Linked DNA regions of Homo sapiens: region 1 is linked to region 2. Evidence: chromatin loops called from intact Hi-C (ENCODE). Cell type or tissue: Calu3. All regions are shown on one strand. Each heading gives the region's core, and the rest is flanking DNA. Links, peaks and the distances in the headings are about the cores only. Region 1 overlaps KIF14 (kinesin family member 14). Region 2 overlaps CAMSAP2 (calmodulin regulated spectrin associated protein family member 2).

What was found. A loop is a pair of places that touch in the nucleus more often than their neighbours do. Peaks named below come from ENCODE experiments on the same cell type or tissue, not always from the same donor. Only the 100,000 strongest peaks of a DNase experiment are listed, where the experiment ranks them.
Region 1: a loop joins it to region 2, with 7 times the contacts of the local background. A loop is called at or near these places in 18 of 110 quality-filtered maps.

The regions. Positions count from the first base shown.
Region 1 is chr1:200,546,857-200,562,318 of GRCh38, reverse strand. KIF14 (kinesin family member 14) reads left to right here. Exons shown (of 30, transcript NM_014875.3): 26 at 1,439-1,597; 27 at 2,867-2,989; 28 at 6,865-6,939; 29 at 7,713-7,851; 30 at 8,552-10,819. The coding sequence ends at 8,931. Among named protein-coding and RNA genes, the nearest start is that of KIF14, 66 kb to the left of the region's middle. RefSeq lists a silencer at 3,295-3,344. In Calu3, for the core only: no CTCF peak of the experiment used is centred there; a DNase peak (open chromatin) is centred at 3,258.
Region 2 is chr1:200,793,930-200,809,391 of GRCh38, reverse strand. CAMSAP2 (calmodulin regulated spectrin associated protein family member 2) reads right to left here. Exons shown (of 17, transcript NM_203459.4): 3 at 1,855-2,016. Among named protein-coding and RNA genes, the nearest start is that of CAMSAP2, 63 kb to the right of the region's middle. In Calu3, for the core only: a CTCF peak has its summit at 6,293 (motif pointing right); a DNase peak (open chromatin) is centred at 6,321.

The DNA of each region.
Region 1 (15,462 bases), core at 354-5,353, 240 kb after region 2:
TTCTGAGAAGAACACTTTGAACTGAACTTGTGGGTTTCAACTCATAGCCCTGTGGGAAATCTTATACAAGGAATCAAGGATGGAGAGACCAGGCGACTTGGAGGGGAAGTTAGATTAAGCTCAGGACAGACTTGTGTTAAGCTAGCAAACCTGAATTTAGTGACTACACTTTCTACTAAGTATGGTTTGAGAATCCTTTTCTTGTAGCAATACAATTAGCATATTCCCCAAAGCAGGCCAGGAGAAATATTTTGAAGAGACACTACAGGGGGCAGGTAACAGAAAGAAGAAAAGCTCAAGAGAAGCTTCCTCATTCCTTTTTTATATGTGTACTCTGAGTGCATGTGGGAAGTCTTTTGTTTGAAGGTGTTTGGGGTTTTTTCCATCCCTTTTGCTTCCCCTTCCTCTCCCTCTCGATTTCTTTTTCCTTGAGAAAATCATATCTTTATTAACTGTCAGATGGTTATCAGAACAGGAAAAGTTCAGATGCAAAAGAGCCACCCTTCTTTTTCTTTCTTTTGGCTTTTACTTATTAATTCTGTCTTATATGTAGTTAATTTTGTACTTACTTATGTCTCCTATTAGTGTGTAAGGTCTTTGAGGGTGGAGACTATATCTTACTCATTTTATCACCTTTAGCAGCCACAGATGTTTTCTGGTTCTGACTGAGACATTTATGAAGTGAGATCACTATATCAATAAATGCAGAATTTATTTTCTCCAGATGATTTTTCTTTTCTTTTTTTTTTTTTTCTTCTCTTTTCTTTTGAAAATCAGTGAGACAGAGTCTCTCGCTCTGTCACCCAGGCTGGAGTGCAGTGGTGCGATCTCGGCTCACTGCAATCTCCACCTCCCAGGTTCAAGTGATTCTCCTGCCTCAGCCTCCTGAGCAGCTGGGACTACAGGCGCCCGCCACCACGCCTGGCTAATTTTTGTGTTTTTAGTAGAGATGGGGTTTCACCATATTGACCAGGCTGGCCTCAAACTCCTGACCTTGTGATCTGCCTGCCTCGGCCTCCGAAAGTGCTGAGATTACAGGCATGAGCCACCGTGTCCGGGACATTTTTCTTTTTCTTTTTTTTTTTTTTTAAGATGGAGTCTTACTCTGTCACCCCGGCTGGAGTGCAGTAGCACGATCTCAGCTCACTGCAACCTCTGCCTCCTGGGTTCAAGCAATTCTCATGCTTCAGCCTACTGAGTAGCTAGGATATAGGCGTGTGCCACTATGCCTGACTAATTTTTGTATTTTTAGTAGAGATAGGGTTTTACCATGTTGGCCAGGCTGATCTTGAACTCCTGACCTCAGGCGATCCACCCGCCTCGGCCTCCCAAACTGCTGGAATTACAGGCGTGAGCCGCTGTGCCCGGCCCTTATCTTTTCTTTACCACCTGTTATAATCTCATGTATCTGATACACTTGTCCATTTTTATCTTACAGGGATGCTGTTTGGATATTTCATCAATGATAAAAGAGGCTCAAAAGAATGCAATCCAAATTGTACAACAAGCTGTAAAGTATGTGGGGCAGTTAGCAGTTCTGAAAGGGAGCAAGCTACATTTTCTAGAAAACGGTAACAATAAAGCTGCCAGTGTCCAGGTAATTTAGCAATGTTAGTTCAGACAGACTTCATCTGAGGGAACATTAGACTTTTGATAATAGTACAGTACTAAACATGGCAAGTTCTTTTTAAGTTTTCAAAATAGCTTGTACTTTTAGTAGTTTTGCAATAAGATTTAAAACTGTTTGGGCCGGGTGTGGTGGCTTATGCCTGTAATCCCAGCACTTTGGGAGGCCGAGGCAGGTGGATCACTTGAGGTCAGGAGTTCGAGATCAGCCTGGCCAATAGGCGAAACACCCGTCTCTACTGAAAATACAAAAGTTAGCCAGTCATGGTGGCCCACGCCTGTAATCCCAGCTACTCAGGAGGCTGAGGCAGGAGAATCACTTGAACCCAGGAGACAGAGGTTGCGTTGAGCTGAGATTGCGCCAGTGCACTCCAGCCTGGGTGACAGAGTAAGGCTCCATCTCAAAAAAAACCCAACAAAACCAAACAACCAAAAAACTTTTAAATATATTGGATTATTTTGCAAACCTTATTTTACCTTTCAGATCCTTAATTTGATGCTAGTCATCCACCGTGGAGGGTTTTCTCAGCCAATCAACACATGAAAAAACGTTGTAATACCAGATAATTTGTATCTGCTTGCTTTCACTAGTTATGCTATTGAAAACATTGTATTATATTAGAATGTTGCTGTGTTCTGGCTGGGGGCGGTGGCTCACACCTGTAATCCCAACACTTTGGGAGGCCAAGGCTGGTGGATCACCTGAGGTCAGCAGTTCAAGACCAGCTTGGCCAACATGGCGAAACCCCGTCTCTACTAAAGATATAAAAATTAGCTGAGTGTGGTGGCAGGTGCCTGTAATCCCAGCTACTCAGGAGGCTGAGATAGGAGAATAACTTGAACCAGGAAGGTGGAGGTTGCAGTGAGCCAAGATCGTGCTATTTCACTCCAGCCTGGGCAACATGAGCGAAACTCCATTTCAAAAAAAAAAAAAAGAATGTTACTGTGTTCTAGCAATATAGAGCCCTGCTTAAAAGATGATAAACATTCTTTGCAATATGTTATATATGGGATACTAAATTACAGATTTGCTAATTTTATTTCTTTACAGACCACAGACTGTTAGTTCTTATTCTAGCTTTAGTTGAACTTAATAAACTTGGGATGTATTATAGTCCTAAAGTAAGCAGAAAATATAACTTAATTACTTGATAATTTAAAATATATAAAACCTAAATTTAAATAAATTAAAATACATAAAACCTAAATTTTCTAGTTAATGCTTAAATTCTTTTTCTAGGAGGAATTCATGGATGCTGTTTGTGATGGTGTAGGCTTAGGAATGAAGATTTTATTAGATTCTGGACTGGAAAAAGCAAAAGAACTTCAGCATGAACTCTTTAGGCAGTGTACAAAAAATGAGGTAAGATGAATAAAAGAATATTCTGTACAGTACTAAATAATATATAAAGTTGATTTTTTCAGTCAACAAATTAGATTTCTATAAATTCATATGTTTTAATTTGTTTCGAGTTATTTTTCACTGAAGAGGCTGACATCATGATCTTATGGTGATATTTTCCCAAGTTATTCTTGAGTCACTGCAGCCTCTATTGTTAATATTTTGCTTGGTCCTGTTGCAGCTATTTTCAAGAATTCAGTCTGTAAACTCCTAAGCAGAGAGTGGAGTGTGGTAGTGACACCTAGTGTTCGCTTTCTGGTTGTCATTTTCTTCCTTAGCTTTGTTTAGTCTTCTCCTCTTCTAAGAATGGAAACTATTAGTAACATTTATTGATTCAGTATCTTGAACTAAATATTTTTCTGGGGCATTCACATAAGATATTTCATATCAAGATACAGAACCAATAAGCATTTCAGTGATTTCCTAAAATATGTGTCCTCCCATCCTCCAGCTAACATTACTTAGTACCTTAGGAAAGATCTGGGTTTTAATATTAGAAGACATGTATTTGAAACCTGGTTCTATCACTTTCCACTTATCATTTAGCAAGTCACTTAATGCTCTGACCCTGTCATGTAAGCATACCTACATCACAGGCTGTAAACTATTTACTGATTAATTTCCTCTGACAGTTACTGGACTAGGTGCTTTACATGTAACAGTGGTAAATCTTAGCCATTTCTATAATGGGTTTGTACTTTGTCAGTAAGAAAAAGCCCTATGAATATCATATTTCATATTCATATCATTTTTCAAGGTAGGAATTTATATTCTTCATTTCATTGAATTAGAGTATTTTGCCTAATTACCCAACTATTAAGCCCTGAGCCAGGATTTTATATTCTGCCTGACTCCAAAACTCAACATGCTACATAAATAAGTTTTTAAAACTATTGTTCATGCATTAATTTTCTTTATTGACAATTACTGTTAGTGAAGTGGGGATTAGGAAGATACAAATTCAAATTCTTATGAGACTGAATTTCAGAGACTTGTCTGTTTTAGAGTCTTGTAACAACATATTAAAACCATCCTTGGCCAGGGATGGTAGCTCATGCCTGTAATCCCAGCACTTTGGAAGGCCAAGGCAGGAAGACAGCTTGAGCCCAGAATATGAAACCAGCCTGGGAATCATAGTGAGACCTTGTCTCTACAAAAAATACAGAAATTAGCCAGACATGGTGGCATGCATCTGTAGTACCAGCTACTCCGGAGGCTGAGGCAGGAGTATCACTTGAGCCCAGGAGTTTGAGTCTGCAGTGAGCTGTGATTGCACCACTGCATATCAGCCTGGGCGACAGAGCAAGACCTTGTCTCAAACAAACAAACAAAAACCACCCCTGTCCATTCCATTGCTCTTGTTGGAGTCAGGTGGCTGGGGCAGTGCTACCTGGGGACATTTAGGTTCCTGAGATCTTAGCTACTAGGATGTCTCCTCATTTATGTATATACTGATTGATCTAGAAAAGTAGATCATGTGGAGGACTATTGGCTTCTGTCCCTCTGGGTGGTTGTTTCTGGGAAGGCATGGAATAAGTTAGTTTTTTTGTTGTTGTTGTTTAGAAAAACTTTGGTATTAATGTACTTCTAGCTCATCTTAGAATCTGAGGTGAAACTGTGTAAGCCACAGAGATTCTCCATCCCTTTGCTCATACTACAGGGTTATACAGATTTCTCTCTGCCCAGAAAAACTCCATCTCAGAACAGGGGAAAGACATGGAACATTAAGCTGCTCTCCTACTTCCTATGTAGCCTTGAACAACTTACCTGAGCCTCAGTCGTTCCATTTTTAAATGAGGATGATCATACTTATTTCATAAAATTGTTCTGAGGATCATATGAGATGAAGAAACAACGTATACGAAAATGCTAAAAATATAGTGCCTGGCAAATCTTAAGTCATTCATCTTACTTGCACGTGTTCTCTTTTTCTCAACATATGTCTGCCTCTCTCACTTTGTGTTTTTTTGTTTTAAAAAATAAAAACACGGCTGGGCGCGGTGGCTCATGCCTGTCATCCCAGCACTTTGGGAGGCCAAGGTGGGCGGATCACGAGATCAAGAGATCGAGACCATCCTGGCCAACTTGGTGAAACCCCGTGTCTACTAAAAATACAAAAATTAGCTGAGCGTGGTGGTGCACATCTGTAGTCCCAGCTACTCAGGAGGCTGAGGCAGGAGAATCGCTTGAACCTGGGAGGTGGATGTTGCAGTGAGCCAAGATCGTGCCACTGCACTCCAGCCTGGCAACAGAGCAAGACTCTGTCTCAAAAATAAATAAATAAATAAATAAAAAATAAAAGTAAAAACACATTGTTACTAAATTTAGGAGCTCATATTGTCACTAAATCAAGCTTGCGCTCAAATAGGCATGAGGCTGATTTCAGTTCCATAGTGCAACTTTGAAGAAAGGGATATATTGGGCTGTCAAAGGCTCATTCAGACCACCACTGACGTCTCAAATTTGGTTTTGCTCAGCAGCAGCACCATTTATCACTAAAACACTTCACCATATTTGCAAAGTGATACCACTTTTGCAGTCTATCACTATTGCAAAGAATTTCTGCTGGCAATAAGTGCAGAAGGGTATAGAATAAATTAATGAAAAATATAGATGAAATAATATGTGGGAATGTGTTTAGTAAGCTGTTGAAGTAGGTGCAGGTGTTAGCCTTGGTATTGTTTTGAGGAAATAAGCAGCAAAAGGGCCAGGCCCATCCTGTATACAATTGACCCTATCTGCATACCCTCCTTTCTCTCATTTTCTTTCTATAGTATGACAAACCTGTACTTTGTTGTTCATGGTAGGGTTTTAGTTTATCTATTCTTGTAAGTTAAAACTCCTTTAAGAACCTATAGAAGAATAAAATATCCAAAGAAATAGAAAATGAGCTGAAACATAAAAGGCATGGAGCTACAATTTTAAAGCTGGAGTCAGGAAGGAAAAATAATTTGGATATTCTTTTGGAATTTTGTTTTTTTTTAAACCACATAGAGCAAATCTGAATTAGGGCTAGGGAAGCTCTCTGTGAGTAAAGCCAATTAAACACTGAAAAAGAATCCCCTGGCAGAAATTGAGCAGGAAAGCACCTTAGGGGGCAGCATTGGATAGAATAAAAGCAAAGGCTTAGAATTTAGATGTGGGCTCCCACTCTAGTTCTCAGTCTTAGGAGTTAGGAACCAAGGTCTGTTTCCTTACCTATAAAATGAGGTATACAATGGGCAGCATAGGACTATAATGGAGAATCAAATAACAAAACATTTGTAAAGTTTTTAGAGTATAGTATTTGCTTGATATGTTACTTACCCCCTTCCAAGGGAAATTTAGAAATTTTGTATCTATAAATATTTAAGTATAACACAAAATTTGTTATAACAAATATTAGAGGGTGTCCATATTTAATATAGAAATCAATGTGCAATTTATTTTGAAAGAAATTATTAATGAATACAGGTGAATTAGACTGATTATTTTCCCATGTCACAGGTAAATAGAAAATACAGACTAAGTATATGATCAATGTGTTTAAAAGGAGAGTAATTGCTATAGCTTGAAATTTTTTATGTAAATAAAATAAATGAGAGAGATTATAAAGTTGAACTCTTAAAAGTGAAATAAACTTATTTGGAAAGAAGTCAATGTGCAATTTATTTTTGAAGAAATTTCACATGTATGATTTAAGTACTCTCAAGCTATTTAATTGCAATCCCAGAAATAGAGCTCCAATCTTTGGGCTTCTAGACTAGAATTTTTTAAAAGTCTGGTCCCATGCAATTCTATGATTTTTGTACTTCTGAATAATAAAGTATAATAAAATATTTTAACATTCTCTATAGGTTACCAAAGAAATGAAAACTAATGCCATGGGATTGATTAGATCTCTTGAAAACATCTTTGCTGAATCGAAAATTGTAAGAGAAGCTTTAAATTGATTTTAATTTTGCTTATTTTTTATCATTTCACTTGGTTCAAATGTAGATATTTTTATTTCAGTGTTTATCCTTAGCCAGAGACAACTCTTTTGTATATGTCTAATTGTAGCATGTAAGATAGCTCTTTGTCTTTTTTATGTGTGTCATAACTTACTAGTTCTAGTAGTGGATAAAGGATTGTATAGAAATTTATTAATATGTCTGTTTCTTATTGCTACTGGTTTAATAACTGTCAGCTTTTGCTTGGATGGGTCATTATAGGCTAAAAAATTGTGTTTAATAATCATTGTGCTCAAAGATTTTAAAATACAGTTGAATTAGATAGATTATTCCCATGTCACAGGTAAAGAGAAAAATTAAGTATATGATCAATGTGTTAAAAAGGAGAGTAATTGCTATGGCTTGAAAATTTTTATTTAAATAAATGAGAACTATTATAAAGTTGAGCTCTTAAAAATGAAATAAATGTATCTTTTAAAGTATTGAATAATAAATGGCACTGTTACTTTATTCCATTCTCATGTAATAGGATGACAGACTTTGAAAATTAATTGAAAATTCTGATTTCTTTTGAAAACAGTAATTACTATTGTATTTTGGTCTTGCTTATAGAAATAGAGTTAAGCACTGGTGAGGAAATTAAACTCTCTTTCTTAAAGAGAAGATTCTGGCAATTAAAATCATATTGACTGAGCCTTACTGCCATTGAGCCTGTTAATGTATTATTTTAAATATTAACTTTATTTATACAGAAAAGTTTCAGAAGGCAAGTACAAGAAGAAAACTTTGAATACCAAGATTTCAAGAGGATGGTTAATCGTGCTCCAGAATTCTTAAAGTTAAAACATTGCTTAGAGAAAGCTATTGAAATTATTATTTCTGCACTGAAAGGTATGATTCTCCAAATGGAGTTTATAATCAGAATTTTATATTTTAAGGAACCTTAGACATCTTTCCTTTTTTTTTTTGAGATGGAGTCTCGCTCTGTCACTCAGGCTGGAGTGCAGTGGCTCGATTTCAGCTCACTGCAACCTCCGACTCCTGGGTTCAAGCGATTCTCCTGCCTCAGCCTCCCAAGTAGCTGGGATTACAGGCATATGCCACCATGCCTGGATAATTTTTGTATTTTTAGTAGAGATGGGGTTTCACCATGTTGGCCAGGCTGGTCTCGAACTCCTGACCTCAAACAATTCACCCACCTTGGCCTCCCAAAGTGCTGGGATTACAGGCATGAGCCACAGTCCCCGGCTGACATCTTTCCTTTTTATTTCTAACCTTTTCATTATTTTAGTCATTAACTGAAGCCTACCCAATGCTACTTCACTGATATTAGTTACCCATATAGGAACTTGTATTTATAATTAAATTCCCACTTAATGTATGTATCAGTACTTCTACCTAAATAATTAGATCCTGAAAAACCAAGTGCTCATCTAGCAAATAAACACTTTAGTTGACTAATCTTAAGTAGTTTGGAATTGTTTTGATAGGGTCACTTTGACTTAAAAGATATCTAGAGTCTATAAAAGTCATAAATACCTGATGAAAACTGAAAAGGCTAATTAACTTTTCCCTCCTCTCTTGCATATAGGATGCCATAGTGATATAAATCTTCTCCAGACTTGTGTTGAAAGTATTCGCAACTTGGCCAGTGATTTTTACAGTGACTTCAGTGTGCCTTCTACTTCTGTTGGCAGCTATGAGAGTAGAGTAACTCACATTGTCCACCAGGAACTAGAATCTCTAGCTAAGTCTCTCCTCTTTTGTTTTGAATCTGAAGAAAGCCCTGATTTGTTGAAACCCTGGGAAACTTATAATCAAAATACCAAAGAAGAACACCAACAATCTAAATCAAGCGGGATTGACGGCAGTAAGAATAAAGGTGTACCAAAGCGTGTCTATGAGCTCCATGGCTCATCCCCAGCAGTGAGCTCAGAGGAATGCACACCCAGTAGGATTCAGTGGGTGTGAATACTGATGTGTAGGCACTTTTATGACCACCCATGAAAGAAAAAGAACACTTGCTCGGTAATTTTCTTTATGCAGGAGAGTTTAAGAGAAATCAGCACAGATATTTCAAAAAAGTCCATGTCTTTTTATCTTTAAAATATCTATTTATCAAAGGCCAGACACAGTGGCTCACGCCTGTAATCCCAGCACTTTGGGAGGCGGGCAGATCACAAGGTCAGGAGTTTGAGACCGGCCTGGCCAACATGGCGAAACCCCGTCTCTACTAAAAATACAAAAATTTGCTGGGCATGGTGGCGCGTGCCTGTAATCCCAGCTACTAGGGGGGCTGAGGCAGGAGGATCGCTTGAACCTGAGAGGCAGAGGTTGCAGTGAGCCAAGATCATGCCACTTTACTCCAGTCTGAGCAACAGAACGAGACTTAGTCAAAATAAATAAATAAATAAATAAATAAATAAATAAATAAATAAATAAAATATATTTTTATCTTTAAAGTGTTTAACATTGGTATACTGTCTGTAGTTGGTTCATTAGTCGTTTATAAAGGGTTATTTTCTCATGAGTGGAAACCTGAACAATCAGTTACCTTTGTGCCTATGCCTTCTCTCTCCTCAGACAGCTGGGATGTTTATGGTGAAATGGCCTGTACAAGTTTAACTAAGACAACTTAACTTGCATTGTTAATCAAAAATTCTTTTCTCAAAGGGTTAACTGGTTGCCATTTTGAATAGTATGTTCAAGGGTGTAGCTTCCTGTTTCTTTCCAAATTATAAGTAGCTACCTAAATATAGTATAATTATATATTAATAATATGGCTTGCTGGCACAGTAGTTTACCCTGTTATCTGTGTTTCATAATGGGGGCTGTATGAATATTATTTAAAACTAATAAAATGTTGCCAGAATTATACTAAACTGTTGGATGAGATTAGGAGATCAGAGGCTGGACCTTCTCTTGATAATGCTTGTTTTGTTAAAGGTATAATGAAATAATTTGTATATGATTTGATGAAGATTAAAGACCCTTATTTTCCACAGCTTTAAAAAAAAACCTTTATTTATGATCAAGTAATAAAGATAATATTCTACTTGTGGGATCTTACATTACGGAAATAGTTTGACGTTTTTGACCTCAAGAGTATGTATAATTTGAAGAGATACTTTGTAACTATGCTTGGGTGATATTGAGCAGTTCCTAAAGAATAATTCATTTAAAAAAAAAGAAGAAAAAAAAAGAAGAATTCATTTAAATAACCTGATCCTTTCATTTGCCCTTTTCGAATTTACAGATACTACTTGTACATTTGGCATAACTAGTTGAAATTGGCCATTCGTACCATGAATAAATCTGATAGTTTCCTTGTTAGGAAGAGATTGTAAGTAAATACAGTCATTGCAGTCAGAACAGTATTAGTGAACCTTGTGTGGTGTTTTCAAGCTCTTTAAAATGGTACAATGTAGCACATTTGCTTTCATTTCTTTTTTTATTTTTGGCATTTGACCTTGTATTCTTTCTGAAGCTCTATATGTGTTTTTATTAGTCAATAATCTGGCAAGTAGCACTTTGCCTGTGCAGTTTGCTGGAGTGTAGATGTACATATGAGGATTTCCCGGGAGGTGCACTTCTTTGAAGAACTTCCTAAAGTACCTGTATAGTAGTTTTCATCTTAATATTCAGTATTTAATCTTCAGTTTGTGCTTTGTAAACTCATGACTTAATTGGTCAGAAACTTTTTAGTGTCTTTATAAAATTTTGTATACATATTTATACTAAACACATTGTGATACTGTATTTGAATGAATGGTGAAAAAATATTTGCTATTGGAATTATGTGCACTGACAAGAAATGTTATAAAGAGAATGCCTTTAATAAATCTTTTCAGCATTAGAATTGCTTCGTGGTCTATGCTTTTTTATTTTACTGATTTTCTTTGTTTATTTTACTCTTCATTCAGAATAGCTCTGCCTTGATAATAGCTAGGCTAGTGTTGCAAATCAAGTTAATAATTAGGAAACACTAAACAAATATTAATATTGCCATAACAACTATTTTTTTTTAACATTGTTCTGCCTCTCTTTAGTTGATTATGCCTGGAATAGATTTATCACCATGTGGTATGTGTAAAGAGCATGAGCTTTGGAGTTTGACATATTTTTCACACGTTTGGAGTGTGAATCCCAGCTGGACTGCTTAGTAACTACATGACCTTAGACATGTTACTGTCTTCACTCCCATTCCTTCATCTGCAGAAAGAAAAGTAATACCCACCTCATGGACTATCTATCTATGAGCACTTAGTGAGAAAAATGTGGGAATAACTGCTGGCAAGTAGTAGACTGTTAGTGAATTTATTTTCTGTCCTTTTCATTACCAGCTACAAAACCCTTGTTATGTATATAAGATCACACTTGGTGCAGGCATATGCCATTTATAACATTCTGCCAATGTGCCAAATTGTATTGCAGTCCTTTATGGCATACCTGAAAATATATCTGCCGTCATTTTGTTCCATGATAATAAATGGACAATAAAGATAACTAAACATTATCTTACTGCTCTTAAGGTATAATGTGCTATGTGTCCTCCATGGAGTCAGTCCATCTGAAAGTTTTAGCAAAAGGCTGTTTTGTCTAGTTAGCTAACTAGCATACTTGAGTTTACAGAGCCTAACTATGTGCCAATAAGCATTTCAAGGTTTTCCCTAAATATGGAAAGTAAGAATTAATCACAGGTGAGGGGAAAAGGTATCAGTAGTTTGGTTCAGTTAAAAAAAAGCTTATGTGCCCAGCTTCCTGTGCATGATTCATCAGGTAAGTTTGTGCTCTGGATTTTGCAAGTTACAGTCATTGCATGATATAATCAAGACTGAGCTTTTCCATCTTTCTTCCTTTAGCCAATATTAGTTTATGGGATTTTTAGATGTGGAGCATGGCCATTTAGTTTGTTTTAGTATCTGATAGCTAGGTTCATTCATTCATTCTAATAATTATTTACTTAATGCTAGGTATGCTGTTGGTGTTAAGCCATAGCAACCTGAAAAAGATTAGATTGCCTCATGGACTTTTGAAAGGCCCAACTTGTTGGATCCCAGTTGTTCATAACATTATATTTTCTCGATGCCAAAGACCTCTAAACACACTAAACTCAAGTCGGGTGCAGTGGCTTATGCCTGTAATCCCAACACTTTGGGAGGCTGAGGAGGGTGAATCACTTGAGGCCAGGAATTTGAGACCAGCCCGGCCAACGTGGTGAAACCCCAACACTATTAAAAACACAAAAGTTAGCCGGCATGGTGGCGCATGGCACGCCTGTAATCCTAGCTACACAGGAGGCTGAGGCAGGAGAATGGCTTGAACCCAGGAGGTAGAGGTTGCAGTGAGCCTAGATCACGCCACTGTACTCCAGCCTGGGTGATAGAGCGAGACTCTGTCTAAAAAAAACAATAATAAACAGGCATGGCAGTGCATGCCTATAATCCCAGCTATTCGGGAGGCTGAGGCATGAGAATTGCTTGAACCTGGGAGGCAGAGGTTGCAGTGAGCCAAGATTGCGCCACTGCACTCCAGCCTGGGAGACCAAGGGAGACTGTCAAACAAACAAAAAACCAAACAAAAAACACACACTACACTCGAACATACAGGAGAACCACCAGAGAATCGCTGACTTATTCAAGACAGAATTCAGGGGTAAACTTTTGATTAAGCAAATGGCAACTGGAAACTGCATATTTCCTGTTGCTGAATGGTCCTAAACTCAGAGAATCATAGGTTTTTTAAAGAATTTAGCCGAGCACGGTGGCTCACGCCTGTAATCCCAGCGCTTTAGGAGGCCGGGGGTGGGTGGATCACCTGAGGTCAGAAATTCGAGACAAGCCTGACCAACAAGGTGAAACCCCGTCTCTACTAAAAATACAAAAATTAACCAAGCGTGGTGGCACGCGCCTGTAATCCCAGCTACTCAGGAGGCGTAGGCAAGAGAATCGCTTGAACCCGGGAGGCGGAGGTTGCAGTGAGCTGAGATGGCCACATTGCACTCCAGCCTGGGCGACAAGAGTGAAACTCCATCTCAAAAAAAAAAAAAAAAAAAGAATTTAAGAGCGATTTTGTGGTAAGTCACAGGCTTTCGTTTCTCTGGCTAATATTCAGTGAAAACCTCTGAATTTGTCTAAAGAGCGAGCATCTGCCCATTAGGGGGCCTCATTTTCACGAAGAGCAGATTGTGCTGTCCACTAAGAAGATGGAGAATCTCTGAAATTTGGAAAATGGATATCGCTTTCTATGGCCCTACATCCCCCTCTTTTTAAAATGGTGGCTCACGTCTATAACCCCAGCACTTTGGGAGGCTGAGATGGATGGATCACGAGGCTAAGAGATCTAGACCATCCTGGCCAACATGGTGAAACCCTGACTCTACCAAAAAACACAAAAATTAGCTTCGCCTGTAGTCACAGCTACTCGGGAGGCTGAGGCAGGAGAATCACTTGAACCCGGTAGGCAGAGGTTGCAGTGAGCCGAGATTGCACCATGGCACTCCAGCCTGGCGACAGAGCAAGACTCTGTCTCAAAAAAAAAAAAAAATATATATATATATATATATGTGTGTGTGTGTGTGTGTGTGTGTGTGTGTGTGTGTGTTTACGGGCCAAGCACGGTGGCTCACACCTATAATCCCAGCACTTCTGGAGGCCAAGATGGGAGGATCACTTGAGCCCAGGCATTCGAGACCAGCCTGGCCCACATAATGAGACCTGGTCTTTATTTAAAAAACAAACAAAAAAAGAGCAGGCATGATGGCTCATGCCTGTAATCCCAGCACTTTGGGAGGCCGAGGTAGGCAGATCAACTGAGGTCGGGAGTTCAAGACCAGCCTGATCAATATGGTGAAACCCCATCTCTACTAAAAATACAAAATTAGCCGGGCGTGGTGGCACATGCCTGTAATCTCAGCTACTCGGAAGGCTGAGGCAGGAGAATCACTTGAACTTGGGAGGTAGAGGTTGTGGTGAGCCGAGATGGCACCATTGCACTACAGCCTGGGTGACAAGAGCAAAACTCCGTCTCAAAAAAAAAAAAATAAAGCTTTTTCCCCAGTTTTATTGAGGTGTAATTAACAAATAAATTGTGTATATTCAAGGTGTGCAATGTGATGGTTTGATATACAAACACATTGTGAAATCATTACTACAATCAACACATTCATCACCATATCACCATATGTAGTTACTATTTGTGAATGTGCGTGTAGGGGGTAAGGACACCTAAAATTTACTCTTAGCAAATTTCAAGTATACTATACAGCATTATTTTTTTTTTAATTTATTTTTTAGATGGAGCCTCACTCTGTCACCCAGGCTGGAGTGGAGGGGCAGGACCTCGGCTCACTGCAATCTCCACTTCCTGGGTTCAAGTGATTCTCCTGCCTCAGCCTCCTGAGTAGCTGAGATTACAGGTGCCCACCACAATTCCCGGATAATTTTTGTATTTTTTAGTAGAGACAGGGTTTTACCATGTTGATCAGGCTGGTCTCGAACTCCTGACCTCGTGATCCGCCTTCCTCGGCCTCCCAAAGTGCTGGGATTACAGGCATGAGCCACCGCGCCTGGCCTACTATATACAGTATTATTATACACCTTGCTATACATTAGACTCCCAGAATTCATTCTTCTGATAAATGAAAGTTTGTATAATTTGATCAGCATCTCTCCATTCTCCTCACCCTACCCCCAACCCCTGGCAAACAGCCTTCACCTCTCTGCTTCTATGAATTTGACTTTTTAAGAATCCTCACACAAGTGAGATCATACAGTATTTGTCTTCCTGTGTCTGCTATTTCACTTAGCACAACTTCCTCAAGCTTCCTCCACGTTGTGACAAGTGGCAAAATTTCCTTTTTTAAGGCAGAATATTCCTGTTTGTGTGTGTGTGTGTACGTGTGTGTGTGTGCGTACGTGTGTGTGTGTGTGTAACATTTTCTTTATCCATTCATCCATCAATGGACAGATGGACAGTTAGGTCGTTTCCAGATCTTAGCTATTGTGAATATTGCTGCAATGAACATGGGAATGCAGCTATCTCTACAGGGTGCTAATTTCATTTTCTCTGGGTATATACCCAGAAGAGGGATGGCTCAGTCATATGGTAGTTCTATTTTTAGTTTTTGAGGAATCTCCATACCTTTTTCTATAATGGCTATACCAGTTTACATTCCCACCAACAGTGTACAAGGGCCCCCTAATTTCTTTTTTTCTTTCTTTTTTTTTTTTTTGAGACAGAGTCTCACTCTGTCACCCAGGGTGGAGTGCAGTGGCATGATCTCAGCTCACTGCAACTTCTGTCTCCCGGGTTCAAGCGATTCTCCTGCCTCAGCCTCTTGAGTATCTGGGGTTACAGGTGCGTGCCACCACGCCTGGCTAATTTTTGTATTTTTAGTAGAGACGGAGTTTCACCATATTGGCCAGGCTGGTCTCAATCTCCTGACCTTGTGATCCGCCCTTCTCAGCCCCCCAAAGTGCTGGGATTACAGGCGTGAGCCAC
Region 2 (15,462 bases), core at 3,947-8,946:
GTAAGAACTGAAGTACAGGACCAATGACCACAAAAAAGGGAAGAAAGTTCTAGAGCAAGTAGTAGAAAACTCACGTTTGATGTGAAGGGGGAAATTCTTCATTGTAACAGTAGGACAAAAGAAAGGCAATGAGTGCGATCCAAAACTGTTTACAGATTTGCTAGTATAAAGGGAAGATAATTCCCACCTAAAGCCTTCCCATCTCTGGTCTCAAGAAAAGATAAGGCAAATTTAGCTGACAGTAGTAGGGAAAGGGTTACAGAAGGTCCGAGAATTAGAGGAAAATGGGTAACACAGTTGTCATGAAGCGTGGGAAAGCAAACTTAGGGACACATTTGTTGGACTGGCAGTGGAAGTTTGTGCTTATGAACTTAAAGTGAAACCAACTTCCTTGTGTAAATTTCTCCAGCAATATTTGCCTCTGCAAATGCAGGTTAGAAATAAAATGGGTAACTAAGCTAAACCATCTGAGCTGTTACCAAATGAGTAACAGGGAGGGAAGGGGAGACATAAGAACTGAGAGTACTTATAAAAATCTAAGTTCAAGATGGACAAATATGAAGTCCAATAAGATTGTGAGAAATTAATAGGCTCAATAGTTTATAAGTCATAATGAGGTTCAACATTTTAAAAATTATTATTTAAAGCAAGTGGGTTAGGAAGATAGGAGAAACTGTTCAAGAATGGGAAGTCTGTAATGGGATGTGAAGGTTGCATAGTTTCTCAAGATGAATAGGTCTAGAATGTAACTGTGATTTTCTACAGCTGAGGAGGAGTCAGGGAAAGATTACTAAAGATGAAGAAATAAAGGAACTCCAGAGGCAAAGTATTAAGCAGTCCTTCTACAATGATACTGATATTATGGATAATGAAGATAGCTGTAATAGTGTTTTTTACATTTAGCTTTTTATTACGAGCTTCATGCCAGCTTTCAAGAAAGGATACCTGGAGATATAACTTCTTTTAAATCCGTTTAGTGCTTGTCTTCAGATAAGGTTTAATTTTCTTTTGGCTGGCAGTTGTAAATGAAAGTGGATCAAGACAAATTAACTACTCAAATTGGCAAAGGGAGTGATAAGCTGACAAATTAAGCATCTTCAAAGCACAAATCACAGCTCCATAAAAATTTCCAAGAAGAGGAATCCACAATCAATAGGATCTTGTGCAACTTGGTCAAGCAAACCTAAGAATCCCCTAACTGGAAATGTAAGAAAATTATTTCATTCTTGAAATGAATTCAAAAAATATTTACTGAACACCCACTGTGTATAGTTCACTATTAGGAGTGTTCTGAATTTTTTCATAATCTGGTATGAACCAGATTAATCATTAAGAGTAATTATAAATATTGGCCAGGCGTGGTGGCTCACGCCTGTAATTGCAGCACTTTGGGAGGCCAAGGTGGGTAGATCACCGTGAGGCCAGGAGTTCCAGACCAGCCTGGCCAACATGGCGAAAACTCGTCTCCACTAAAAACACAAAAATTAGCCGGGTGTGGTGGCAAACGCCTGTAATCCCAGCTACTTGGGAGGCCGAGGCATGAGAATTGCTAGAACCTGAAGGGCGGAGGTTGCAGTGAGCCGAGATCATGCCACTTCACTCCAGCCTGGGTGACAGAGCGAGACTACTTCTCAAAAAAAAAAAAAAAAAAAGAGTAATCATAAATATTGCTAAGTATACAGAAAACTATTTTCATCATTTTAAGCTTTTTTACTAAAAAATTTAAGTGTATTTTACAACTTAAGTTTGCACTTTGATTTGAAACAAAAAGAGTAATGAAGTGGCAATGTATAATTTAGAATTTCACGTTTTCTGGCTATGAGATGCGATTTACTCAAGTGAGTATAATCCTACCTTATTTATCCAGTACATGACAGCGTCCTCAATATCATAGGGCAGATCTGTGGCTTGAAAAAAAGCTGAATACTGCTGAGCACACGCAATTACTTTTTCTATACTGACCATTTCTACAGTATAAGCCATCATGAGGGTATCGATCATGGCCAAATGTGCACTCTGAAAATATAAAACAAGAACAAATAGTTTAAAAATTATATTTAGAAATTGCTTTTTACATATTTTGAAATGTTAATGACATCTCCTAACAAGCAGCAGAATAACTACAGAAGACCAGCCTTAATAAGAAAGCATAAATTGTACATGCTAAAGATGAGCTAACTGACCCAAACTAATTTATTGTTCAAATACTTATTGAGGATCTATATTTAAGATACTCATTATCTTCTACTCCAAAGATGCTTCTTTTCTTGTTTTTCCTATTTTTTATAATGTCATGGTCATTTACTCAGCAATATAACTTACCGACTTCAGAACCATCTTTGACAGTCTTTCCTCATTCTTCTCACCCACATAGTACAAGTTTATAGATTCTCTATCTTTCAAATCTTCCCTCTTCCTCATTCTGATTGTCACAGTTCCAATTCAGACCCAAACATTTCTCACACTTGAACAAGGTAAAAAATTCTTTAACTGGTTTTCCTGCCTCCAACTTCTTCCTCATCTAATTCATCCAGAACAGGACTTCTAGCCTTTGGCACAGATAGATAGATTTGGCATAGATAGATAGATAGATAGATAGATAGATAGATAGATAGATAGATAGATACACACACACACACACACACACAATTATATGGAAGTTCTAAAAAAAACATTACAGTAGTATATGAAGTGCCCCTCCCTCCACCAGTTTCTTCAGTCTGGTATATATTCCTACAAAAAAGTTTAATGCCTATGAAATATGTACACATTTACACTGCTTGGCATTACCAACAATGTTACAACATTGTATTTCTCCAGGGATAATTCTTAGTTGTGGCCACTGGGTCCAAGGGCAACCACAATTTAAGTTTTGATAGATAACCATTAATCTACTCTCTAGAAAGGTTACACCAACTTATCTCCCACCAACGTTATCAGCCTGCCTGTTTCTCCACATTTTTGACAACATTAGATATTATTCACTTTTAAAAATCTGTATCAACATGAAAGTTTAGAAGACCCCACTCTTGTTTGACTTTACAATCCTGATTATCACTGAAGATGAGCATCCTTTTATGTGCTTTAGCAACCATTTGCATTTCTTCTTTGGAAAGCTACCTGCTCAAATCTTTTGCCTATTCTTAACTGATTTGTAAGAGCTCATTATATATTAAGTACTTTTTAACCTTCTGTCATTGAGGTAGCAAATACTTTCCCCTAGTTTTTCTCCAGACTTTCAACTTTAGGGTACCTTTTGTTGCAGAGTTTTAAATATTTACTTGGTAAAATCTGTTAATCTCAGTGTTTTCCTTTATGGCTTTGGAGTTGATAACATGTTTATAAAGGTCTTCTCCAACCCCAAAATATAGAAATATTATTCTCTATTTTTTCCATAACTTTAATTCCATCTGGAATTTACTTTTGACAATGTTATAAACTAGCGGCTGTTTTTTCCAAATCGGAGATTGCATCATATCATTCTCTCATAAAGTCTACCTCATTTTCTACATAACGAAGTCTAAACTCCTTAAAAGAGGTAAAGTTTCTTTCTTTCTTTCTTATTAGCTGCTTTGTTAGTCTAGCCTTAGAATCTACCATTTCCTTCTCCAATCTGCTACCAGTTTTCAAGCTTTTGTGCCCTGGCTTGTTGTCCTCCTAACAATACAGACTAAGTTTTGTCGTTGGTTTGAATGTTACTCTGATTGTGAAGATTTTTCCAGTTCTCTTTCCAATCAAAATGACTCACTCAACCTATCAATGAGTACAGGTTCCTACAGAATATTGTTTCTGTTTGCATTAATTTCTAAATTATCTAAAGTACGGCATCAGCACTGGTATTTTTAAACAGCTTCCCCAGGTGATGCTAATGAGCAGCCAGGGTTGAGAACCACTGATTTCTCTGACATGTGCACAGTCACCTGCATATGACTCTATTTCTCTAGATAGACAGTTGTAGGATATTATCTCAGTTATCTTCCTATTCCCTACATCTAACGTGGTATCTGGCAACTAGCAGGGGCTAAAGAAAGGAAAGGAAAGAAAGAAGCTAGCCTTTTGGTTACTATAAAGACTCAAGAGCTGGGTTACTCTGGAGGTTGAGGAAGTGAATTCTGATCGTTTAGGAGGTGGCAGTTCCAGCTTCTAGAAAACTGAGCAGTATTTATAGGAAAGCTGACGCTTTGTAAGAAGCAGAATGCTTAACACTGGCAATCATAAAACCAACAGTGGCTCCTACTTACTAAGTCTAACTTATGTGCCATATACTGTGCTAAATACTTTATTAGTATATTAACTCTTTCATTTCAAATATTTTTTGAAATAAGCCTGGAGACAATAGATAAAAAACACTTTCTATAATCCTCAAAAGTCTCTAAAGGAAGTATCATTTATGTTTTATATGTGCAGAAACTGAAGTTTAGACAATTATGCAATTTGTCCAAACCTGTGTGCTCTTTCTACCATATCATGCAGTTGGCAGGAGTTAAGTCATTTTGTTGCAAAGCAAAAAAATATGTTTCAGAAATGACAAACATAATATGCAAGAAAGAAAAAGTAGGATCAATAATTATTTCAAATTAAAACCGCATTTTCATATTCAATCTCCTCTAAGAAGTATTTTCCACACTGCTACTGTCCAACTATCCCAGTTCTTCCTTCACACTCAGAATATTGCAGCCTTTCTCTTAGTCATTCATCTGTATGTATCCTCTCCGTTATACTCCATCCCTGGAGAGCAGGGATCCTGTCTTTTTCACTTTTGTTCCTAGACAATGTTTTATGGGTGAAAGTAAATTCCTGTTTAACAGCATTAAAAAGCATGGCATTTTTGGATTAAAATGTGGGAAAATATTTCAAGAGCCACAAAATCATTCATGTACTCTTAAGACTCCTCTTGGCAGTTTGTTCTATAAACACATGAGAGAGGATAAAAACGCTGTATAAATAAAAAATAACCATTATAATATTATACAACAGAAAGAAAACAATATCCAACCAAAATGAGTAATTTATGATATATTAAACTATTTAAAAATAAGGGAAATGTGTACAATATAAAATTGAGTGGAAAAAACAGAATACCACACTATAATACTGTTTTATATATATACATAAAAATATGAAAAAGGAAGGAAACAGACAAGAAACAAGAAAAACAGAACATCTGGCCAGGCGCGGTGGCTCACGCTTGTAATCCCAGCACTTTGGGAGGCCGAGGTGGGCAGATCACAAGGTCAGGAGATCGAGACCATCCTGGCTAACACGGTGAAACCCTGTCTCTACTAAAAATACAAAAAATTAGCCAGGCGTGGTGGCGGACACCTGTAGTCTCAGCTACTCAGGAGGCTGAGGCAGGAGAATGGCATGAACCCGGGAGGTGGAGGTTGCAGTGAGCCGAGGTCGCACCACTGCACTCCAGCCTGGGCAACAGAGCAAGACTCTGTCTCAAAGAAAAAAAAAAAGAAAAACAGAACATCATACCATAATAATGTTTGAATACCACAGACACACACGCACACACAACAGAAAGGGAAAATGAATGAATAAAAGTAAAACTTAGAAATTACCTTGTTATAGTATGTAAAAACACAAATAAAATCTATAGTTTACTTCGAAAATTGGGATACATTTTCAGAACAAAGCTCATTTCACTGATTAACTTCCCAAATTAAAAAACAAATTTCTAAAAATTCCACTACTGTGCTGTGGTTATTTCCATATGATATTCACTCACTTTAAGAACTCTTACATTTTAGTGTGATTTTTTTTTTTTACTTCTTAACTTTACAATATGATAGTGATAATTAAAAATTATGTATAACAGAAAGTATATACACAATGGATTTAGAAAAGATCAACATTAAAAAATAAACTCAAGGCTAAAATCAATCAGTTTGGAGCTATGATAGCTCCAAATAAAATATACACGTTTAATTGCTTACCTAAAGCATTCAGATCAGAATAATAACAATAACTAACACTGTTAAGTGTCACATACTGTTTTTGGCATTTTACTGTTTTCTGTCATGTACTGTTTTCAGTATGTAATGTTCTCAGCATTTGTATTAATTTAATGAAACAACCCTGTGAGGGTAAGCACTATTACTCTACCTATTTTACAGATAAGAAAACTGTATAACCTGTCCAAGGTTACACAGCAAGGAGGCAGTGATGTAGGGATTCAAACTTAGAAATCTGCCTCCAGAGCCCACAACACTGAACATCACACCTGCAGACTTAAATCCCAACCTCTGCACCTTGTAGGAGGCAACTGCGGCAGCAACAGAAACAGCAGTGTACATTGCAACCACCAGGTGGCAGAGCATAGCATGACATCTAAGAGCAGCAGCAGGAAGGCTGGTTATGGAAGAAAAAGCAGGAGGGCTACTTGGCATTTCAATGAAAAGAAAAGGATTTGGGGAATGTGGAATCCCAGGGACTTTACTGGGTGAGAGCTGAAGTATCATCCAAAGGCCACCATTAGGTTCTATATCTGTGTTACAAGGGTTATATTTTTATCATCTCCAACCAGTGGAGTCTAAGCAAAAATAAATTACATTTATGTATTAGAAATGAAGGTTAAACCTATTAAAGAAAGGAAAGGGTTTCAGTGTTATAAGAAATTTTTAGCCTCATAAATTAAGATAAAAGATCTACTACTGCATGGCTTTTACTATTCTTGTATCAGATTTAGACATAGAACTTAAAAAAAAATCCTAAAATGAACTTAGTTTTTGGACTAATAAAGTGGCTAGACTGCCTACTATGCCCAAGTACGCCCACAGGTATTTAAGAGGAAATAAATACTTTAATCAATCACAAACATGAGGTACTAGTTATTCTGCTAAAATGGTACATACTGCATATTCATATTAAACTCTATAGTTTTTCAAAGTTATTCCAACTTAGAAAATATTTTACATATCATTTATCTATATAAACACTTTTTCATAAGTTTCATTTATCTTTAATTTACATGGAGATAAAAGTAAAACACCACTTGCAACTCCGCTGAGATGATATGTCATTTTATCAATGAGGAAATCTCAGGATGAGTATCTACATTTGGTCACAGAGTTAGTAAGAGTTAGAACTAGGATTCAAAATCCTGGTCTGTCTATGGTCAAAGCTCGTATACTTGCCATTCCTCCATGTTGGCCCCAGTATTTCACAATAAATCTTTTGTTATTATGTAATAATACTTTGCCATTGAATTACTATTTCTAAACTTCTGATATTGACAATTCAAGAATAAACTAAAACCAAGGCTTCCAATCCAAAGACATTCTTATATAGAACTATCTTGGTTTAAAACAGAATTTAGTTAAAATAAAATCCAGTTTTAAACCAAGACAGTTGTACTATAAGGCTGCAGAGATAAAAATCTTGCTATTGCCACCATAGTATTACTACTGTCCTCAACTCAGTTAAACTAGGGGTTACTAGCTGCCAACACATCAAGCACTGTCCTCCTGCCTCTCAAAGCTCAAATGTGGTTCCCAGAACAAATAAATAAATAAGGTACTAAGACGAGTTAAAGAGATTATGAAAAAGAAAACAAGGATACCACCTACACTTAAGAGTTCATCTTAGATACTGCCATCTGACTCTAGCTTTTAGCTTATAGGTAACTCATCTAAATATAATTTAGATGGTGTAAGCTTTAATAACCTTCAGATAATTTAGAAAGGATATCAGAGATTGAAAATCAACTTAATAAAATAAAGCATGAAGGCAAGATTAGAGAAAAAACAACGAAAAGGAACAAACAAAGCCTCCAAGAAATATGGGACTATGTGAAAAGACCAAACCTACGTTTGATCGGTACACCTGAAAGTGATGGGGAGAATGGAACCAAGTTGGAAAACACTCTTCAGGATATTTTCCAGGAGAACTTCCTAACCTAGGAAGACAGGCCAATATTCAAATTCACGAAATACAGAGACCACCACAAAGATACTCCTCGAGAAGTGCAACCCCAAGACACATAATCATCAGATTCACCCAAAAGGTCAGGTTACCCACAAAGGGAAGCCCATCAGATTAACAGCGGATCTCTACGTGGAAACCCTACAAGCCAGAAGAGAGTGGGGGCCAATATTCAACATTCTATTTTTTTTTTTTTCTTTGAGATGGAGTCTTGCTCTGTCTCCAGGCTGGAGTGCAGTGGCGCGATCTCAGCTCACCGCAACCTCCACCTCCTGGGTTCAAGAGATTCTCCTGCCTCAGCCTCCCAAGTAGCTGGGACTATAGGCACACACCACCATGCCCAGCTAATTTTTGTATTTTTAGTAGAGAAGGGGTTTCACAATGTTGGCCAGGATGGTCTCAATCTCTCGACCCTGTGATCCGCCCGTCTTGGCCTCCCAAAGTGCTGCAATTACAGGTGTGAGCCACTGCGTCAGGCCTCAACCTTCTTAAAGAAAAGAATTTTCATCCCAGAATTTCATATCCAGTCAAACTAAGCTTCATAAGCGAAGGAGAAATAAAATCCTTTACAGACAACCAAATACTGAGAGATTTTTGTCACCACCAGGCCTGCCTTACAAGAGCTCCTGAAGGAAGCACTAAATGTGGATAGGAAAAACCAGTACCAGCCACTGCAAAAACATACCAAATTGTAAAGACCATCGACACTATGAAGAAACTGCATCAACTAACAGGCAAAATAACCAGCTAGCATCATAATGACAGGATAAAATTCACACATAACAATATTAACCTTAAATGTAAATGGGCTAAATGCCCCAGTTAAAAGACAAAGATTGACAAATTGGATAGAGTCAAGACCCACTGGTGTGCTCTATTCAGAAGACCCATCACATGTGCAAAGACACACATAGGCTAAAAATAAAGGGATGGAGGAAGATTTACCAAGCAAATGGAAAGCAAAAAAAAAGCAAGGGTTGCAATCCTAGTCTCTGATAAAACAGATGTCAAACCAACAAAGATAAAAAAAGACAAAGAAGGGCATTCCATAATGGTAAAGGGATCAATGCAACAAGAAGAACTAACTATCCTAAATATATATGCACCCAATACAGGAGCACCCAGATTCATAAAGCAAGTTCTTAGAGGCCTACAAAGAGACTTAGACTCCCACACAATAATAGTGGGAGACTTGAACACCCCACTGTCACTATTAGATCAACGAGATAGAAAATCAACAAGGATATTCAGGACTTGAACTCAGCTCTGGACCAAGCAGACCTAATAGACATCTACAGAATTCGCCATCCCAAATCAACAGAATACACATTCTTCTCAGAACCACATTGCACTTATTCTAAAATTGATTACATAATTGGAAGTAAAACACTCCTCAGCAAATGCAAAAGAATGGAAATCATAACAAACAGTCTCTCAGACCACAGTGCAATCAAATTAGGACTCAAGGTTAAGAAACTCACTCAAAACCGCTAAACTACATGGAAACTGAACAACCTGCTCCTGAATGACTACTGGGTAAATAACAAAATTAAGGCAGAAATAAGTTCTTTGAAACCAATGAGAACAAAGACACATGTACTAGAATCTCTGGAACACAGCTAAAGCAGTGTTTAGAGTGAAATTTATAGTGCTAAATACCCACAAGAGAAAGCAGGAAAGATCCAAAATCGACACCCTAACATCACATTTAAAAGAACTAGAGAAGCAAGAACAAACAAATTCAAAACTTAGCAGAAGACAAGAAATAACTACGATCAGAGCAGAACTGAAGGAGAAAGAGACATGAAAAAGCCTTCAAAAAAATCAATGAATCCAGGAGCTGGTTTTCTGAAAAGATTAACAAAATAGATAGACTGCTAGCCAGACTAATAAAGAAGGAAAGAGAGAAGAATCAAATAGATACAATAAAAAATGATAAAGAGGATATCACCACTGATACCACAGAAATACAAACTGCCATCAGAGAATACTATAAACACCTCTATGCGAATAAACTAGAAAATCTAGAAGAAATGGATAAATTCCTGGACACATACTCCCTCCCAAGACTAAACCAGGAAGAAGTCGAATCCCTGAACAGACCAATAACAAGTTCTGAAATTGAGGCAGTAATTAAAAGTCTACCAACCAAAAAAAAAACCCCAGGACTAGACGGATTCACAGCCAAATTCTACCAGGGGTACAAAGAGGAGCTGGTACCATTCCTTCTGAAATTATTCCAAACAACAGAAAAAGAGGGACTTCTCCATAACTCTTTTTATGAGGCCAGCATCATCCTGATACCAAAATCTGGCAAAGACACAACAAAAAAAGAAAATTTCAGGCCAATATCCCTGATGAACATCAATGTGAAAACCCTCAATAAAACACTGGCAAACTGAATCCAGCACCACATCAAAAAGCTTATCCACCACGATCAAGTCAGCTTCATCCCTGGGATGCAAGGCTGGTTCAATATACGCAAATCAATAAATGTAATCCAGCATATAAACAGAGCCAAAGACAAAAACCACATGATTATCTCAATAGATGCAGAAAAGGCCTTTGACAAAATTCAACAACGCTTCATGCTAAAAACTCTCAATAAATTAGGTATTGATGGGATGTATCTCAAAATAATAAGAGCTATCTATGACAAACCCACAGCCAATATCATACTGAATGGGCAAAAACTGGAAGCATTCCCTTTGAAAACTGGCACAAGACAGGGATGCCCTCTCTCACCACTCCTATTCAACATAGTGTTGGAAGTTCTGGCCAGGGCAATTAGGCAGGAGAAGGAAATAAAAGGTATTCAATTAGGAAAAGAGGAAGTCAAATTGTCCCTGTTTGCAGACGACATGATTGTATATCTAGAAAACCCCATCGTCTCAGCCCAAAATCTCCTTAAGCTGATAAGCAACTTCAGCAAAGTCTCAGGATACAAAATCAATGTACAAAAATCACAAGCATTCTTATACACCAGCAACAGACAAACAGAGAGCCAAATCATGAGTGAACTCCCATTCACAATTGCTTCAAAGAGAATAAAATACCTAGGAATCCAACTTACAAGGGATGTGAAGGACCTCTTCAAGGAGAACTACAAACCACTGCTCAAGGAAATAAAAGAGGATACAAACAAATGGAAGAACATTCCATGCTCATGGGTGGGAAGAATCAATATCGTGAAAATGGCCATACTGCCCAAGGTAATTTATAGATTCAATGCCATCCCCATCAAGCTACCAATGACTTTCTTCACAGAATTGGAAAAAACTAAAGTTCATATGGAACCAAAAAAGAGCCCGCATTGCCAAGTCAATCCTAAGCCAAAAGAACAAAGCTGGAGGCATCACACTACCTGACTTCAAACTATACTACAAGGCTACAGTAACCAAAACAGCATGGTACTGGTACCAAAACAGAGATATAGATCAATGGAACAGGACAGAGCCCTCAGAAATAACGCCGCATACCTACAACTATCTGATCTTTGACAAACCTGACAAAAACATGCAATGGGGAAAGGATTCCCTATTTAATAAATGGTGCTGGGAAAACTGGCTAGCCATATGTAGAAAGCTGAAACTGGATCCCTTCCTTACACCTTATACAAAAATCAATTCAAGATGGATTAAAGACTTAAACGTTAGACCTAAAACCATAAAAACCCTAGAAGAAAACCTAGGCATTACCATTCAGGACATAGGCATGGGCAAGGACTTCATGTCTAAAACACCAAAAGCAATGGCAACAAAAGCCAAAATTGACAAATGGGATCTAATTAAACTAAAGAGCTTCTGCACAGCAAAAGAAACTACCATCAGAGTGAACAGGCAACCTACAAAATGGGAGAAAATTTTCACAACCTACTCATCTGACAAAGGGCTAATATCCAGAATCTACAATGAACTCAAACAAATTTACAAGAAAAAAACAAACAACCCCATCAAAAAGTGGGCGAAGGACATGAACAGACACTTCTCAAAAGAAGACATTTATGCAGCCAAAAAACACATGAAAAAATGCTCACCATCGCTGGCCATCAGAGAAATGCAAATCAAAACCACAATGAGATACCATCTCACACCAGTTAGAATGGCAATCATTAAAAAGTCAGGAAATAACAGGTGCTGGAGAGGATGTGGAGAAATAGGAACACTTTTACACTGTTGGTGGGACTGTAAACTAGTTCAACCATTGTGGAAGTCAGTGTGGCGATTCCTCAGGGATCTAGAACTGGAAATACCATTTGACCCAGCCATCCCATTACTGGGTATATACCCAAAGGACTATAAATCATTCTGCTATAAAGACACATGCACACGTATGTTTATTGCGGCATTATTCACAATAGCAAAGACTTGGAACCAACCCAAATGTCCAACAATGATAGACTGGATTAAGAAAATGTGGCACATACACGCCATGGAATACTATGCAGCCATAAAAATGATGAGTTCATGTCCTTTGTAGGGACATGGAAGAAATTGGAAATCATCATTCTCAGTAAACTATCACAAGAACAAAAAACCAAACACCGCATATTCTCACTCATAGGTGGGAATTGAACAATGAGATCACATGGACACAGGAAGGGGAATATCACACTCTGGGGACTGTTGTGGGGTGGGGGGAGAGGGGAGGGATAGCATTGGGAGATATACCTAATGCTAGATGATGAGTTAGTGGGTGCAGTGCACCAGCATGGCACATGTATACATATGTAACTAACCTTCACAATGTGCACATGTACCCTAAAACTTAAAGTATAAAAAAAAAAAAAGACAAAAAAAAACTTATGCTCTGAAAACTACAAAACATTGTTGAAAGAAATTAAAGATAAACAGAAAGACATCCCATATTGATGGATGGAAGACTACATACTCCTAGGATGGCAATACTTTCCTAAATTGGTATACAAAGTAATGTGATCTCTATCAGAATCCCAGGTAGCTTCTTTATAGAAACTGACAAACTGATCCTAAAATTCATATTAAAGCTCAAGGGACTCACCACAGCCAAAGCAATCGTGAAAGGGAACAAAGTAGGAGGACTTATACTTCCTGATTTTAAAACTTTCTACAAAGCAACAATAATCAACACAATACGGTACTGGTATAAAAACAGAGATCAATGGAACAGAGTCCATAAATAAGCCCATATGTCTATGGTCAATTGATTTTTTTTAACACAAAAAATTTTGTTTAACTATTGAACAGCAAATAGTTAAGTAGTAACCTACAAGAGGATTATGGCATTGTTGTTCCAGACGTACTGCTGTTATACCCAATCTGTATTAAACATAGTCAGGACCAAAGGTGCCACTGCTACTCTGCTATACCCAGGTGGAACTATGCATGTGGCAGCCCTGGCAAGAGGGGTGACTTTCATGAGATTCAAAATACCTCTCTGAAGAGTTTCAAAATCTTAACAATATGACATATGCTTAAACAACTGATCGCACAAAACTGCTATTTTTATTTTATTTGGACCTCCCTGGTTAGATATGTCAATGAAGTAGGCAGAGCAAGTCAAAAAAGTATGATGACTAGCATGCGACTATCAGCACAATGATACTGATTTAACTGCTATTTAATTCTGCCCAAATTTTTAGGAAGCAAATATTAGAGACAAGGAAGTAGTTGAGAGTTCTCTTTCATCTGTTTATATACAAGTAGATGAGTATCTGGTTTACATCTTGTCACTTACATTTGGTAATAATCACACTACCCAATGAAGAAGTGTTTCCAAGATAATGTTAAAACAAGCTGATATTAAGCTTTATTGCAAACTTAATATATATAAGAAAGAGTATAGCTCAAATATCTATTGAAACGCAAGGCCCAGACAGATGAAAGATATGTCTCCTGAGCAGACTCATCGACTTCATCTGGACTATATGTAGCTTCAAATGGCAAATTAAGGGCATTTAAATGTGGCTGTACTGGATGGACACATACAGGAATGGCATACTAGTAGTCAAACCAATATAGTAAACAAAGGAAACAGTTTAGAGCAGTCGTTCCAAATATGGATGATCATCAAAAAGATCATAAATTCCCTGGCATCAAACCTTAGAGGCTGACTCATTAGATCTCTAGAGAGAAGCCCAAGAACAGCATACTATCAGGAATCTTGCTTTCACAGTCCCTCACAGCTACAAGTGATTAACCTTTCTACAGGACATTGCCAATCACATCACTCTACAGTCAAAAGCCTTCAGTGACTTCCCAGGGCCTACCCAACAAGTCCAGGATTATTTAAATAATATTAAAATTCTTCAAGATCTTAAAATAATCACTCTTTTCAGGTCTTCTAATACTTCCCCACATAAATCCTATAGTCTAGCAGCATAGGTTAGCAAAGACCATTTAAGCAGAGTACCTAGGTTTAATCCCAACTCTGCCACTTACTAACTAGGTGATCTTTGGCAAATTCCTTAACTTCTCTGTGCTTCAATACCTCAACTATAAAATGGAGTGACAATAATAGTACAAGGCATTTCATGCTGTAAAAATAACATGGTTTATGTCAAGAATAGGGTTAGGATGAATCACTCAAAAGTCACACAACTTTATAACCAGGAGGCAATGAGGACTGCCCAGGCAGACTCATCAACATGGCTGGAGGTTGCCATACTGAAAAATGCACAAAACTACAATGTGGAAATGCAGATGGGACTCTAATTAGAGCATGGATGGTGAGTGCTGCTGGTGAATCCAGATAGACATGGATCTCAGCCAGCAGAGCCAGATTAAGGCAGGCACAGGAGGCAATACAACTTGACCCTAGCCAAGAACTGCATTGTGCTGGGAATGCGTACCTCTGGGAAGGGGCCCTGGGGCAGATGCTCATTTTAAGATTCAAATATGGAAGAATCCTATGGAGATATCAGTAAGAACTCATGATTACATATTTCTCCTGGCATTGTCATGAGTTAAGGGCCTAGCAGTAACACTAAAACAGCAGCAATAAATACATCTATCCCCAGATCATGGTTTCTAAATAACATTCCCCATTAATATAAACCCAAGGCTTCACAGAAAACAGCTGGTTCCAGGTCAGAGATAGGGAAAGAAGAAAGTGAGTCTGGAATATTTGGTTATGTCATATTTGGTTATGCCAAACCCGCTGATTTGCAGGGTCTATTGTACTTACTGAAAAAACTGTGTATAAAGTGGGTCTGCTCAGTTCAAACTCATGTTGTTCAAGGGTCAACTGTATGGCAAAATGTTTATCTTATCTTAGTTTTTAAACTTTTGGCAAAATTAAGAATAGAAGAAAATATAATTTAGAAGCAAACAAAGCTTGTATTTTTTCCACAGAAATCAGTAAGCACATCTTATACATGCATCATTATATATGTCATAGCTAAGTCAGCTAAGGTCTGAAGATGAATTTACAGATCTCAATATTCTTGTCCCAGAAAACTATGTTTACAAGTAAGCTTTGGGTAATATCTGGAGTAAAAAGGAGCTGTTACTACATCCACAGAATAAGTTGTTTCTGCTTACCTTTTTAATTCCT